Linked DNA regions of Homo sapiens: all the other regions are linked to region 3. The links are chromatin contacts, found by Hi-C or POLR2A ChIA-PET in ENCODE. All regions are on one chromosome and are shown on one strand. Each heading gives the region's core, a stretch centred on a gene start or an enhancer-like site at or near the end of the contact. The rest is flanking DNA. Distances are from core to core; before and after follow the strand shown.

Evidence for each region. Hi-C counts contacts between places; a loop is a spot of excess contacts on that map. ChIA-PET counts read pairs that join two places held with the same protein, here RNA polymerase II (POLR2A). Pooled maps may share reads with other maps.
Region 1: a pooled map shows a loop between it and region 3 (2.4-fold over the local background). The contact joins the promoter of EFHD2-AS1 here to the enhancer-like site in region 3. A Hi-C loop is called at or near these places in 2 of 50 pooled maps. POLR2A ChIA-PET finds 5 or more read pairs at or near these places in 2 of 52 experiments (GM12878 and PC-9).
Region 2: a loop to region 3 is called in a pooled map, with 4 times the contacts of the local background. The contact joins two enhancer-like sites. A Hi-C loop is called at or near these places in 5 of 50 pooled maps. POLR2A ChIA-PET finds 5 or more read pairs at or near these places in 2 of 52 experiments (BJ and naive thymus-derived CD8-positive, alpha-beta T cell).

The regions. Positions count from the first base shown.
Region 1 is chr1:15,410,700-15,415,267 of GRCh38, forward strand. EFHD2-AS1 (EFHD2 antisense RNA 1) reads right to left here and starts at 1,669. Exons shown (of 4, transcript NR_183705.1): 1 at 1,207-1,669. The region is part of intron 1 of EFHD2 (EF-hand domain family member D2); the gene reads left to right. RefSeq lists a silencer at 1,051-1,100.
Region 2 is chr1:16,637,038-16,641,448 of GRCh38, forward strand. It overlaps the pseudogene CROCCP2. Among named protein-coding and RNA genes, the nearest start is that of NBPF1, 26 kb to the left of the region's middle. RefSeq lists enhancers at 1-26, 1,001-1,892. Within about 2 kb of position 2,299, at least 2 of the 41 ENCODE cell types and tissues checked have a DNase peak (open chromatin) inside an H3K27ac peak, as active enhancers do.
Region 3 is chr1:11,900,056-11,904,505 of GRCh38, forward strand. No RefSeq gene overlaps it. Among named protein-coding and RNA genes, the nearest start is that of RNU5E-1, 5.9 kb to the right of the region's middle. Within about 2 kb of position 1,561, at least 3 of the 41 ENCODE cell types and tissues checked have a DNase peak (open chromatin) inside an H3K27ac peak, as active enhancers do; they include PC-9, where a contact is called at or near this core.

The DNA of each region.
Region 1 (4,568 bases), core at 419-2,918, 3.5 Mb after region 3:
GCGGCCTTCCTTCCCCGATCCCAGCTACTCGCGTTCCCCACCCCCACCCCAACACACGCTGGCCAAAGATACCCACCCCAGTGCCCCTCGACACCACATGCCAACCACATTCCCTCCCTTAAGGTCTTTTCGTTTCCTCTGCGATCTCAGGTCTCCCTCAAGGTGGGTTCTGGGCAGGGATCCCCCCAACTTCCTCTCCAGTTACTTAGCGTCTACCAGCAAACTGGGGGCAAAGACTTGCCCTTTCCATCCCCACCCACTCATTAGCCAGGACCCAAATCCTTCACTCACAAGTGGTCTCCTTAGGAAGGGACCCCTCGGCCCCTGTTGCCCCTCTGGTGTAAACCTCACTCCAGTCGTCCCTGTGGGCCGAGTCCCCTCCGGGTTTGGAAGGCCTCCCTCCCGCTCCTGCCCGCCCCACCCCCGTGCACCCAGCAGCTTGCAGTCACCGCTCCCCTGCTTCTGTCGCAAGGCCCCCCATCTCTCCTCCCCACTCCGTATATCCCCTTCCCTCCCCACAGGGACCCCCCATGTCCCACACCCACCCTGGTCAAAAGGGGCCCCTTCCTATGTGACTTGCCCTGTTACCCCCACCCCTACCCTTTATTCCATCAGATCCACACTGTGTGCCCTCACCAGGGTGGATGGGCACCCCCAGGCGTGTGGGCTCATCCCCCTGTCCCCCCACAAAAACAATCTTAATGTCTCTGTGGAGGGGCTAGGGAGAGAGGGCCCAGCTCCCTCCGGCCCATCCCTGGGTCCCACTCTGTTGGGTCTAAGATGCACAGCCACTCTCTCCCAGCCATGTGTGTGCCCAGGGGATGGGGAAGGTGCCAGTGCCCCTCCCTTTGGTAGCTTTCCCCACCTCCTGTTCCCTGTCCCCCTGCCCCTGGCTCCTGGAGAGGGAACAGCCTCGTTCCACGATCTGGGTGCTGGTCTGGAGTGGTTCTGGAAGGGGATAGAACTGGCCTGAGGCTGAGTCTTGGGGGTGAGCCAGGAGGTCTAGCCCCACCTGGCACAGGCAGCCCAGGGCTGAGGGAGGGATGCGGCAAGGCCGGCTCCCGCTTGGCTGGGCAGGAGGTGGGGGCAGACCAGGGGTGTCAGCCTCAGCCACATGCAGCTGTCAGTGCCCCAACATCAAGCCGGAAGCCCAGGAAGGGGCGTTTTGCAACTGCACTGTTTGAGAAAGGCTCTGACCCTACTCACCACAGCTTGCAGCAGCTTCTGCATTTGGCCCCAAGGCAGGGGGAAGGATTTCTGGTTCCCAGTTGCGGGTGGCTGAGGAGTCCCATACTTTCCCAAGGTCCTTCTGGGGGAAAATCAAGTCCTTGACCCCCGGCCCCTCTGAACCTCTTTGAGAAAGTCCCAGGGCCCAGAACCTCTTCAAGAAAGTCCCAGGGCGCCCACGTCCTTGGCTCCACGGTGTTTGGTTGGAGTTCTTCTAAAGTTTCTTCCCAGCAGAAGACTGGCGAGATTGGGAGAGCAGGATTTCCAGGATTCCTGGAAGAGTAACGTGAATGCTCCTGGGTGGGCAGACGCAGGGGTGGGTATGGATCACTGTCTGTCACTGCCCCCATCGGGCAGTGCAGAGCTGATTCAGACACCACGGAGATCCCTGTGCTGATAGTGCTGAGGCGCTCACCAGGTCCCTCAAACAGCCCTGTGACACAGAGCTCTTCGTCACCTTTGTGCAGACAAAGGGTGTTAAATAACTCGCCAAGACCACACAGCTAGAAAATGATAGAGCCAGGACTGAAACCCAGGTCTGTGACTCCAAATCCCGGGCTCTTCCCCTTCCGGGTTTCCCATCACAGACATCTACTTTCATGTTGGAAAACCTTCTCCAACACCCGCTTCCGTGTTCGTGGCGGATTGTCCATTCATGTCCCCAACCCCAGCCCCCGTCTCTCCTTTCCCCCAGAGCCTGCCTTCTCCTGGGCTTCCACAGCTTCCCTGCCACTGGCCACCAAAACAAAGATGGAGCTGTTCTGGGAGAACCCAGACACTTCAAATGAGCGGGACTTGGGAGGCTGCAGTGTGGTTGGAAGTGGCATGCAGCTGAGGGAACAGTCTGGAAGCTTCATTTGCGCAGCAAACTCACTTTTTTTTACATAGGCTGTTTCTGGTCTAGTTTGATGAGAGGTACTCTGAGGGCGACTGAGGGGAGCTGGACCCCTCCAAGCTACCCCTTGGCACCTGCACTTCTTGCCAGGGTTCTAGGAGGGCTGATGGGGCAGGCAGGGGCCAGGAAGCTGGACCTCTAGGGAAGCAAGTGCTGCCTGCCAGGGCCCGGGTGAGGGTGGAAAGCTGCAGATTGTGTATTCAAGGAAACAACGCTTCACTGTGCCAACCGAGCCCAACCCCGCCGCCAACAGACGGGCTCTCGTGGAAGACAAACCCCCGTTCTGCTTCCGCTGTCCGAGTGGGGCTGCAGCCTCCTGGGTCCAAGCAGGGTCCTAGGATCAAAGCCAGGGCATCAGAGCCAGGGCTCTGGGGAGAGCAGAGGGCAGAGAGGAGGGGAGCCTGCCCTCCTGGGAAGCCAGTCACTAGAGCAGGAGGCAGGAGACCATGAGGTCAGCAGGAGAATGGGAGCCAGCCTTTCCTTGGGGGCCAGGAGCGAGGAACCTGGGCTTCCATCCTAGTCTGCTTGTCCTCCCTGGGCCTCAGTCTACCCACCTGTAAAAGGGGCAGGCTATCCCTCATGACCCCCAAAGGTCCTTCAGCCCTGACCTGCGTATGTCTGAGGGGTCCTGAGCCCTTCTGGATATTGGAACTGCCTTCCAGGGCCTTCTGGTCCACCCCTCCGTGTTGATTCAGCAGGTACTTCCTGAGGCTGGAGATCGAGGGGGAAGAGAGGGGATGGGGGAAGATAGACAGACTGTCAGCCATCACTGGTCTCACACCTAGAGTCATTCAGGTTCCTCCTGAGAGAGACCTGAAGGGTTGACTCCAACCCCTCTCCCCATTTGACAGAAGAGGGAACCAAGACCCAGAAAGATGTGGCGGTGACTTGCTCGGGGTTACGGAGAGGTTCTCAGTGAGGCTGAAACCTTGTATGATGAGGAGAGTGGTCCCGGTGTCTCAGGGTGGGGCTCCGAGGACATGACACACTTAGAGTTCTGGGCCAGTGCCAGGCACAAGGAGGCTCTGCGTCTCCCTGGCCCTCGCAGCCAGGACTCTCCATCCCCGTCTCCGTGCGGCCTCAGGCTACGTCCAGCATCTCTGATCCCCCAGCTGCTCCCTCCCTCTCTTTGCTCCTCCAGGGCTGGCTCTGGAACCCTCCTGTCAGAGAGGCAAAGAGAATGGCCCTGGAGAGCCTCGGGAGTGCCCACCCCTGGGCTGACAACAGCCTAGCGGGGGCTCTGGAGGGTTTTGTAAGTTGAGACCTGCTGGAAAGGTAGGCAGCCGTGTAATTCTGAACCTGCCGTGGAATCTGAGGACGATGCCCTAGATCCCTGTCTCCCGCCTAGCACAGCCTTGCAGGCCCTGTCCCCACTGTCATCCCCAGCCACTTCATCTCAGGACACCTTACGTCAGAGAGGCAGGCTTTCCTTTCCTTCTGGCCAGCTCTTCCCTGCACAAGCTCTGGAAGCCTCCCGCCCTCTTCTCCACACCTCCACCTCCAGGGGACACACCTCTCCCAGGAGCCCTTCCTGGACGCAGTCAGCAGGGCCTCTGGAGTCTGCAGCCCTGGGTTTGAATACAGCTGTGGGCTGTGGAGCCCTTCTGAGCTTCTGTTCCTCACGCTGGAACAGCGGGGACAGGGGGACCCACGTTACAGGGTTGTTGTATGGCGCTTAGCCCAGTGCTTGGCACAGAGCAAGTCGTTACTAAATGACTGTCACCGCCATCCCCAGCTCAGCATACACCCTCTCCTGGGCCCCTCATAGGGCCCTGGCAGTGGTCATTGCGGCTGGCTCAGAGGCAGCTCCACAGTGCCCACTGGCTGCCTCCACTTAACCACCAGCGGAGCTTCCAGGTCTGCCAGGTTGTCGACAACCCTTTGCTTTGGGCCCTAGTGACAGGACGCAGGGTTAGAGCCCTCCTTCTCTCCTGCTGAACAGCCACTCTGATTGACAGCTACATATGGCTTTGATAAATAACAAAAAGGGAGAAATGAATTCATTATCACCTAGTTTCAGGGAAGGCAGGTGGCACAAAAAAGGGGAGAGCAAACAACAGCTCTGGAGGGTGCACAATGGGGATTCCCGTCTGCCACCACCCAGCTGGGTTGCTCCAGGCAAGGGACTCAGCATCTCTGAGCCTCAGTTTCCCCTGGGGCTCAAGAACCTACCTGGTAAAGTTCTGAGGATTAGGTATAAAAACACCCTGAGTCTTTGTGACGAGCCCATCATGGTGTCTGGGCTGTTTGCATGATAGATGATGTTTTTGAAAAATACAAGGTTCTCGTATGTGATCATTCTTCCAACAGATATTAAGTTTTTGCGCTACAAGATCCAGAGAATTAAATGAATCAAGTTCCTGCCCTCAAGAGGCTTATAGCCTTATATAGAACAAACATGTATAGAGGTTTGGGGATAGAGAGGATTGCACCCACAAGGCTAGCA
Region 2 (4,411 bases), core at 1,049-3,548, 4.7 Mb after region 3:
TTGCTTCAGACCAGGAGGCCAAGGCTGCAGTGAGCCATAAAGAAAAGAAAAGATTACTAACTAAAAGTAAGTCCTTGATATCAGCCAGATGACACTAAATCCCATCCATTCCCCTGAGCTCACAGGGGGGCTGCCTAGACTCCAGAAAAAAGGCTGTGCCTAGTCCTAGACTCTGGCATGCAGGAGGTCAGAAGGCTGAATTCTCCACTAAACTCAAAAGTATAACCAGTCCAGACTGGGTGTGGTGGCCCGTGCCTGTAATCCCAGCACTTTGGGAGGCCGAGGCGGGCAGATCACCTGAGGTCAGGAGTTCGGGACGAGCCTGGCCACATGGTGAAACCCCATCCCTACTAAAAACACAAAAATTAGCTGGGCGTGGTGGCACATTCGTATAATCCCCGCTACTCGGGAGGCAGAGGCAGGAGAATCGCTTGAACCTTGGTGGGGCAGAGGTTGTAGTAAGCCGAGATCGTGTCATTGTACTTCAGCCCGGGCAACAAGAGTAAGACTCTGTCTCAAAAAAAAAAAAAAAAAAAAAGTATGTGGCCGGGTGCGGTGGCTCACGCCTGTAATCCCAGCACTTTGGGAGGCTGAGGCGGGCAGATCATGAGGTCAGTAGTTCAAGACCAGCCTGGCCAACATGGTGAAATTGCGACTCTACTAAAAATACAAAAAGTAGCTGGGCGTGGTGGCATGTGCCTGTAATACCAGCTACTTGGGAGGCGGAGGCAGGAGAATTGCTTGAACCTGGGAGGCGGAGGTTGCAGTGAGCCATGATCGCACCACTGCACTCTAGTCTGGGTGACAGAGCAAGACTCCGTCTCAAAAAAAAAAAAAAAAAAAAAAAGTAGCCCTCTCTAAGTCTTAATTCCTTCATCTGTAAAAACAGAATAATGACTTATGTTAGAGATGCTGTGAAGAGCCCAGGGAATAACAAGTGCTGTCTGCATACCACATAACCTGTCCGCTCTCAAAGGTGGCTGGGCTGATGATGTCTGGAAGAAGAAGGCTGGGAGAAATGCTGGTTCCCAAAGTGGTCAGTACCAAGGCCACCTAGTCCAACCCTTGCCCCTAGGCCTGTGGTTCCTTTGGGGCAGATTCCAGTCTCGCCACCACCCAGCCAGGGGAGTCTGTGTTGAATGGGCCATGTCCTGGAAGTATGAAAGGCTCAGCCCTCTGAGCTGCTGGATGGCTCTGTCCTGTACCCGCCAGTCCATAAATGGTCAGCAGAGCACATGGCCCACCTACCCGAGCCAAAGGAGTTGGGAAAAATCTGTCTGGGTGGCCCCCTCATCCTCTCAACACACAGGCCTAGAGGGAAAAGGGTACTGTCTAATGCCAGTCAGTGCTGTCCTGAGCTCAGCTGCTAAGAATAGCAGGGAGTGAGGTGGTGGTAACCAGCAGGACTCAGGCAGAACAGAGGCCCATTACACACCTGGCTGCCCACAGGCTGCCACCACCTGCTCTTCCACCTTTCATGCCAGTTCCTACCCTACTCATCCACACAGACAGAAAGCTCTGGAAGGGGACGAAGGTGGCACAAAGCACCCTGACAAAGTAGCCACTACCCAGGCTCAGGGATCACATATTCCCCCAGTGTAAGCCACTCCCAGCCCTGAGCTGTAGGAGCAGAGATGCACAAAGGCCCCTCCCCACTGCTGCTCTGTCCCAGGCCAAGGCCAGGTGGTGGCTATGCAGTCGGGGTGCTCAGCTAGTAGCATAGAAGGCTAAAGCCAACCCCATCTCTGAATACCCCAGTGGACCAAGGATAAAGGAGCCTTTCTCAAAAGCAGTTACAGGCCAAGCATGGTGGCTCACACCTGTAGTCTCAGCACTTTGGGAGGCTGAGGTGGGAGAATCACTTGAGCCCAGGGGTTTGAGACCAGCCTGGGTGCCACAGTAAGACCCTGCCTCTTAAAAAAAAAAAAAAATTTAGCTGGGTGCTGTGGCATGTGCTTGTGGTCCCAGCTATGTGGGAGGCTGAGGTGGGAGGATTCCTTGAGCCTGGAACTTTGAGGTTGCAGTGAGCTATGACTGGGACATAGCGAGACCCTGCCTCAAAAGAAAACAGTTCTTAACAAGCCCACACTTGGAGTGGCTACTCTTGTACCTGACCCCCAAAGTCGTGTGCCTGATCCTGAGAGCAGACTGCACATATCTGTGGGCAGTCGGCCTGAGACAGCCACCACTGAGTGCCTACAGCACGGCCCATTTGGCCAAGACCAGCAACTTCCCTGACCTTTTTGGATCTCCTAGGTCCCAGTTCAGGGCCCTGAATCCCCACAACCACTGACTGACGGCCCTACCACCTGCTGTCTCTCCTGGCGGCCACAGCAGCAGCAGCAGCAGCAGGACCATCTCTGGTATCACATGAGGTAGGGATCAGATGGCTCTGAGAACAGGCCAGGACTGAGTATGGGGTGGGGGTGGGCAGGAACTCTCTGCAAGCAGGCACTTTCTGACCACCACAATTGCTTAAATAGAACAGGTAATGATGCTGCCTTTTGGACCTGCCTAAAGAGCAGAAGTCGTAAAAGACAGAACAGCTAAGGCTGATAAGGGGGTGAGAGACAGGGACAACCGTGCCTCACTGCAGGGACGGAGAACCTACTTGATCCTTTGAAGAAGTAATCTGGCAACAGTCTTAAAAGTGACTGCAGTTCAAACACTCTAGCCACACGACTCCAGCCCTGGGCATCCTCACAGCATTGTTTACAAAGGCAAAAGTCCTTCCAAACTAGGGCACTTGTATGGGCCACAGCAGACCCCCTGGCCCTAAAGATGCTCAGTAAGATACATTGATAATGTGGAAAAATACTCACGGGATAACATTTGATAATAAAAATAGGATGCAAACTTCTGGAAGTGAGGGACATGTCCATTACCTTGATGGTACTGATGGTTTCACGGGTTTTATCTATATGTTAACACTTATCAAATTGTACACTTTAAGTGTGTGTAGTTTATTGTATATTAATCATAGCTCAATAAAAATGTTTTAAGAAAAGAACTGAAGGTGACAAATTTTTTTAAAGTTTTCTATACAGCATAATCTGAACTACATACATTATAAGATAAACAGACATGAAGTTAAAAAGCTTCTGCATAGCAAAGTAAACGATCAACAAAGTGAAGAGACAGCCCACAAATGGGAGAAAATATTTGTAAACTACCCATCTGACAAGGGATTAATAACCAGAATATATAAAGAACGCAAACAACTATATAGGAAAAATACTAATAGTTCCATCAAAAGATGGGCAAAAGATACGAACAGACATTTCTCAAAAGAAGACATACAAATAGCAAACAGGCATATGGAAAGGTATTCAACGTCACTGGTCATCAGAGAAATGCAAATCAAAACTACAATGAGATATCATCTCACCCCAGTTAAAATGGCTTTTATCCAAAAGACAGGCAACAACAAATGCTGGCGAGGTTGTGGAACCCCTGTACGCTGTTAGTGGAAATGTAAATTATAATAGTGCAATCACTATCGAGAACAGTTTGGAGGTTCCTGAAAAAACTAAAAATTGATCAGGTGTGGTGGCTCATGCCTGTAATCTCAGCACTTTGGGACGTCGAGGTGGGAGGATGACCTGAGGCTAGGAGTTCGAGACCAGCCTGGCCAACACAGCGAAACCCCATCTGTACTAAAAATACCAAAATTAACTGGGCGTGGTGGTGTGTGCCTATAATCCCAGCTACACGGGAGGCTGAGGCAGGAGAATTGCTAGAACTCGGGAGGCAGAGGTTGCAGTGAGCCAAGATCATGCCACTGCACTCCAGCCTGGGCAACAAGAGCAAAACTCCTTCTCAAAAAAAAAAAAAAAAAAAAAAAAAAAAGGCCAGGCACACTGGCTCACGCCTGTAATCCCAGCACTTTGGGAGGCCGAGGCGGGTGGATCACGAGCTCAGGAGATCAAGACCATCCTTGCTAACACGGTGAAACCCCGTCTCTACTAAAAAGACAAAAAATTAGCTGGACCTGGTGGCGGGCGCCTGTAGTCCCAGCTACTTGGGAGGCTGAGGCCCAAGAATTGCGTGAACCTGGGAGGCGGAGCTTGCAGTGAGCTGAGATTGCGCCCCTGCGCTCCAGCCTGTGCAACAGAGCAAGACTCTGTCTCAAAAAAAAAAAAATTTTTTCAAAAAGAAAAAACTAAACTAAAAATTGAGCTACCATATGATCCAGCAATCCCACTGCTGGGTATATACCTGAAAGAAGGGAAATCAGTATATCGAAGAGATATATACCTCAAAGAAGGGAAATCAGTATATCGAAGAGATATCTGCATTCCCATGTTTGTTGCAGCACTGTTCACAATAGCCAAGATTTGGAAGCAATCTAAGTGTCCATCAACAGATGAATAAATAAAGAAAACACGGTACAGATACACAACAGAGTACT
Region 3 (4,450 bases), core at 311-2,810:
TTGCAGTGAGCCGAGATAGTGCCACTGCACTCTAGCCTGGACAACAGAGCAAGACTCTGTCTCAAAAAAAAAAAAATTTCACCGGGCGTGGTGGCGAATGCCTGTAATCCCAGCTACTCAGGAGGCTGAGGCAGGAGAATCACTTGAACCCAGGAGGTGGAGGTTGAGCTGAGATTGTACTACTGTACTCCATCCTGAGCGACAGAATGAGACTCTGTCTCAAAAAAAAAAAAAAGTGTGTTTCTTTGCACACATTTTTGTACATTTCTGTTTCCTTAGGATGTATTCCCACATGTGAAATTATTGGCTTGACATATATTAACTGTTAAAATACTTTTGTTAGGCTGGGCGCGGTGGCTCACACCTGTAATCCTAGTACTTTGGGAGGCTGAGGTGGGTGGATCACTTGGGGCCAGGAGTTCAAGACCAGTCTGAGCAACATGGTGAAACCCTGTCTCTACTAAAAATACAAAAATTAGCCAGGCATGGTGGCACACACCTGCAGTCTCAGCTACTCAGGAGACGGAGGCACGAGAACTGCTTGAACCTTGGAGGCAGAAGCTGCAGTGAGCCAAGATCGCACCACTGCACTCCCACCTGGGCAACAGAGAGAAACTGTGTCTCAAAAAACACTTTTTTTAGGGCTCTTGATACATATCATCAAGTGACATTTTAGTAAGATTGGGCCAGTTCCTATTTCTACCTGTGGCATCTGCGTTCCTGTTTCACTGTAACATGGCTGCCTCTGAATTTTATATTTTAAAAGTATTTGCTAATGTAATAGATGGGACGTGACATACAGAGTTGCTTGTATTTGGAGTCCTCTGATTACTAGTAAGACCAAACAGGTTTTCACATATTTATTAGACATGTACATTTCTTCTGGAAAATTTTTCTCTCTACTATCAATGATTTTCTATTGCAGTTTAGTATTGATCCCATTAATTTTTCTTTTTTTTTTTTTCTTAGATACAGGGTTTCACCACATTGCCCAGGTTGGTCTTGAACTCCTGGGCTGAAGCCATCTGCCCTCTTCAGACTCCCAAAGGTCTGGGATTACAAGCGTGAGCCACCGCACCCAGCTTTATCTCATTAATTTGTAAGGCTTTTTGATATAGTACAATTGTTAACCCTTTGGTGTATTGCAAGTATGATTCTGGTGGGAGGCTCACCTTTTTGCTTGATTATTTTTGACACACAGAATTTCAAAATGTCAAATATATTTACGGTAACTTTTTAAAGGCTCGGCATGGTGGCTCACACCTGTAATCCCAGCACTTCAGGAGGCCGAGGCTAGCGGATGGCTTGAGCCCAGGGGTTCAAGACCAGCCTGGGCAACATGGAAAAACCCCGTCTCTGCAAAAAATACAAAAAATTAGCCAGTATGGTGGCATGAGTGCCTCTAGTCCCAGCTACTCAGGAGGCTGTGGTGGGAGAATCACCTGAGCCAGCGAAGTTGAGGCTCCAGTGAGCTATGATCACACCACTGCACTCCAGCCTGGGTGACAGAGCGAACTCCATCTCAAAAAAAAAAAAGAGGCTGGGCACAGTGACTCACGCCTATAGCTGTGCTGGAAGGCCGAGGCGGGAGGATCACCTGAGGTCAGGAATTCGACACCAGCCTGGCCAACATGGTGAAACCCCATCTCTACTAAAAACACAAAAATGAGCCGGGCGTGGTGGCTACTCAAGAGGCTGAGGCAGGAGAATCTCTTGAACTCAGGAGATGCAGGTTGCAGTGAGCCGAGATCACACCACTGCACTCCAACCTGGGTGACAGAGTGAGACTCTGCCAAAAAAAAAAAAAAAAAAAGAATGGCCAGGTGCAGTGCTTCACACCTGTAATCTCAGCACTTTGGGAGGCCGAGGTGGGTGGATCACGAGGTCAGGAGTTTGAGACCAGCCTGACCAACATGGTGAAACCCCGTCTCTACTAAAAATTCAAAAATTAGCCGGGCGTGGTGGCGGGTGCCTGTAATCCCAGCTACTTGGGAGGCTGAGGCAGGAGAATCACTTGAACCCGAGAGGTGGAGGTTGCAGTGAGCCGAGATCACACCACTGTACTCCAGCCTGGGTGACAGAGCGAGACTCCGTCTCAAAAAAAAAAAAAAAAAGAAAGAAAGAAAGAAAAAAGAAAAGAAAAGAAAAAGAAAAATGCTATAATCCTGCTAAAAACTCCCCTGTCTCTGTCTACTTTAGAACGCTGACCATTCCTTTGGAGTTGGTGTTTCCGAATTGTCCATCCTCACACTTTGTGCTTGAATAAACACTCTTTAAATTAGATTCTAACCCTTTTGATGATTTTAGGTTGACATTTTGGTGACCCACAGATGGGACCCAAGGCAAGCCTCCCACAATCCATGCTGCTTTGCCAACATTCTGAGCTTTGGTACCCGCAGGAACAGCTTTCACTCGTCTGACCTCATCAGAGCTAGCGGGGCTTCCTGGCATTTTCTCTTGGGTTTCAAATCTCCCTGGCTTTGGCTGAGATTCAGACTTTATTCAAGTACCCTGATTCCGCAATTCCATGCTCTATGGAGCTGGATTTGAAGCTCTACTTTTAAAAGTAGAAGTTTCAGGCCAGGCATGGTGGCTCATGCCTGTAAACCGAGCACTTTGGGAGGCTGAGGCGGGCAGATCACTTGCGGTCAGGAGTTTGAGACCAGCCTGGCCAACATGGTGAAACCCTGTCTCTACTAAAAATACAAAAATTCCCCAGGCATGATGGCACACATCTGTAATCCCAGCTACTCAGGAGGCTGAGGCAGGAGAATTGCTTGAACCCAGCGGGTTGAAGGTTGCAGTAAGCCAAGATCTTGCCAATGCACTACAGCCTGGGGAACAGAGCGAGACTCCGTCTCAAAAGAAAAAAAAAAAAGTGTGTGCCAGGCGTGGTGGCTCATGCCTGTAATCCCAGCACTCTGGGAGGCCCAGGCAGGTGGATCACCTGAGGTCAGGATCTCGAGACCAGTCTGGCCAACATGGTGAAACCCCGCCTCTACTAAAAATACAAAAATTAGCCACGTGTGGTGGCGGGCACCTATAATCCCAGCTACTCAGGAGGCTGAGGCAGGAGAAATGTTTGAATCCAGGAGGCGGAGGTTGCGGTGAGCCAAGATCACACCACTATACTCCTGCCTGGGTGACAGAGTAAGACCCTGTCTCAAAAAAAGAAAAAAAAAAAAGGAAGAAGAAATAAACTATATGTGTGTGGTTATTGTTACAAAACACACACACACACACACACACACACACAGAAAATTTAAACTAGAAACTATTGAAAATGTGTTGGGTGCAGTGGCTCACACCTGAAATCCCAGCACTTTGGGAGTTGGGAGGATCACTTAAGCCCAGGAGTTAGAGACCAGCCTGGGCAACATAGTGAGACCCCATCTCTATTACAAATAACAAAATGTAAACAAATTTTCTTTAAATAAAGAAACTATTGAAAATGGGGATGAGTGGAAACTGGGCGAAGGGGCTAGGGACAGGAGTGGGACTTCTCTGAATATATGTTTTTACATAGTTTTGATCTTTGAGTCTTGCATTTTTCATTTTCAAAAAGGAAAAATCTTAGCCGGGTGTGGTGCTGCATGCCTGTAGTCCCAGCTACTTAGGGGGCTGAGGTGGAAGGATTGCTTGAGCCTGGGAGGTTGAGGCTGCCGTGAGCTGAGATTGTGCCACTGCACTCCAGCCTTGGTGACGGAACAAGACTCTGTCTCAAAAAAAAGAAAAAGGAAAAATCAAATTATAAAGAAAAATGTATTATGACTTAAATGGGCCTTATCTCAGGAATGCAAATAATTAACATCCAAAAATCTAGCAATGGCCCAGGAGCAGTGGTTCACACCTGTAATCCCAGCACTTTGGAAGGCCAAGGTGGGTGGGTCACCTGAGGTCAGGAGTTTGCAACCAGCCTGGCCAACAGGACAAAACCCCATTTCTACTAAAAATAGAAAAACTAGCCAGGCATGGTGGTGCACACCTGTAATCCCAGCTACTCAGGAGGCTGAGGCACACGAAACGCTTGAACCTGGAGGCGGAGGTTACGGTGAGCTGAGATCGTGCCACTGCACTCCAGCCTGGGCAACAGAGTGAGACTCTGTCTCAAAAAAAAAAAAAAAAATCTAGCAATGTAATTCACCATATTGCTGAATTCAAAGGAGAAAATTTATACAACTATCTCAATAGATTCTGAAGAGCATTTGATAAAAAAACTCAGCACAGAGAAACCTGATGATAGAAGGAAATTTCCCTAACATAATTAATACAGGCTGTATGTTAAAATCTTACACCAGGCCAGACGCGGTGACTCATGCCTGTAGTCCCAGCACTTTGGGAGGCTGAAGCAGGCAGATCATGATGTCAGGAGATCGAGACCATCGTGGCCAACATGGTGAAACCTTGTCTCTACTAAAAACACAAAAATTAGCTGAGCATGGTGGCGTGT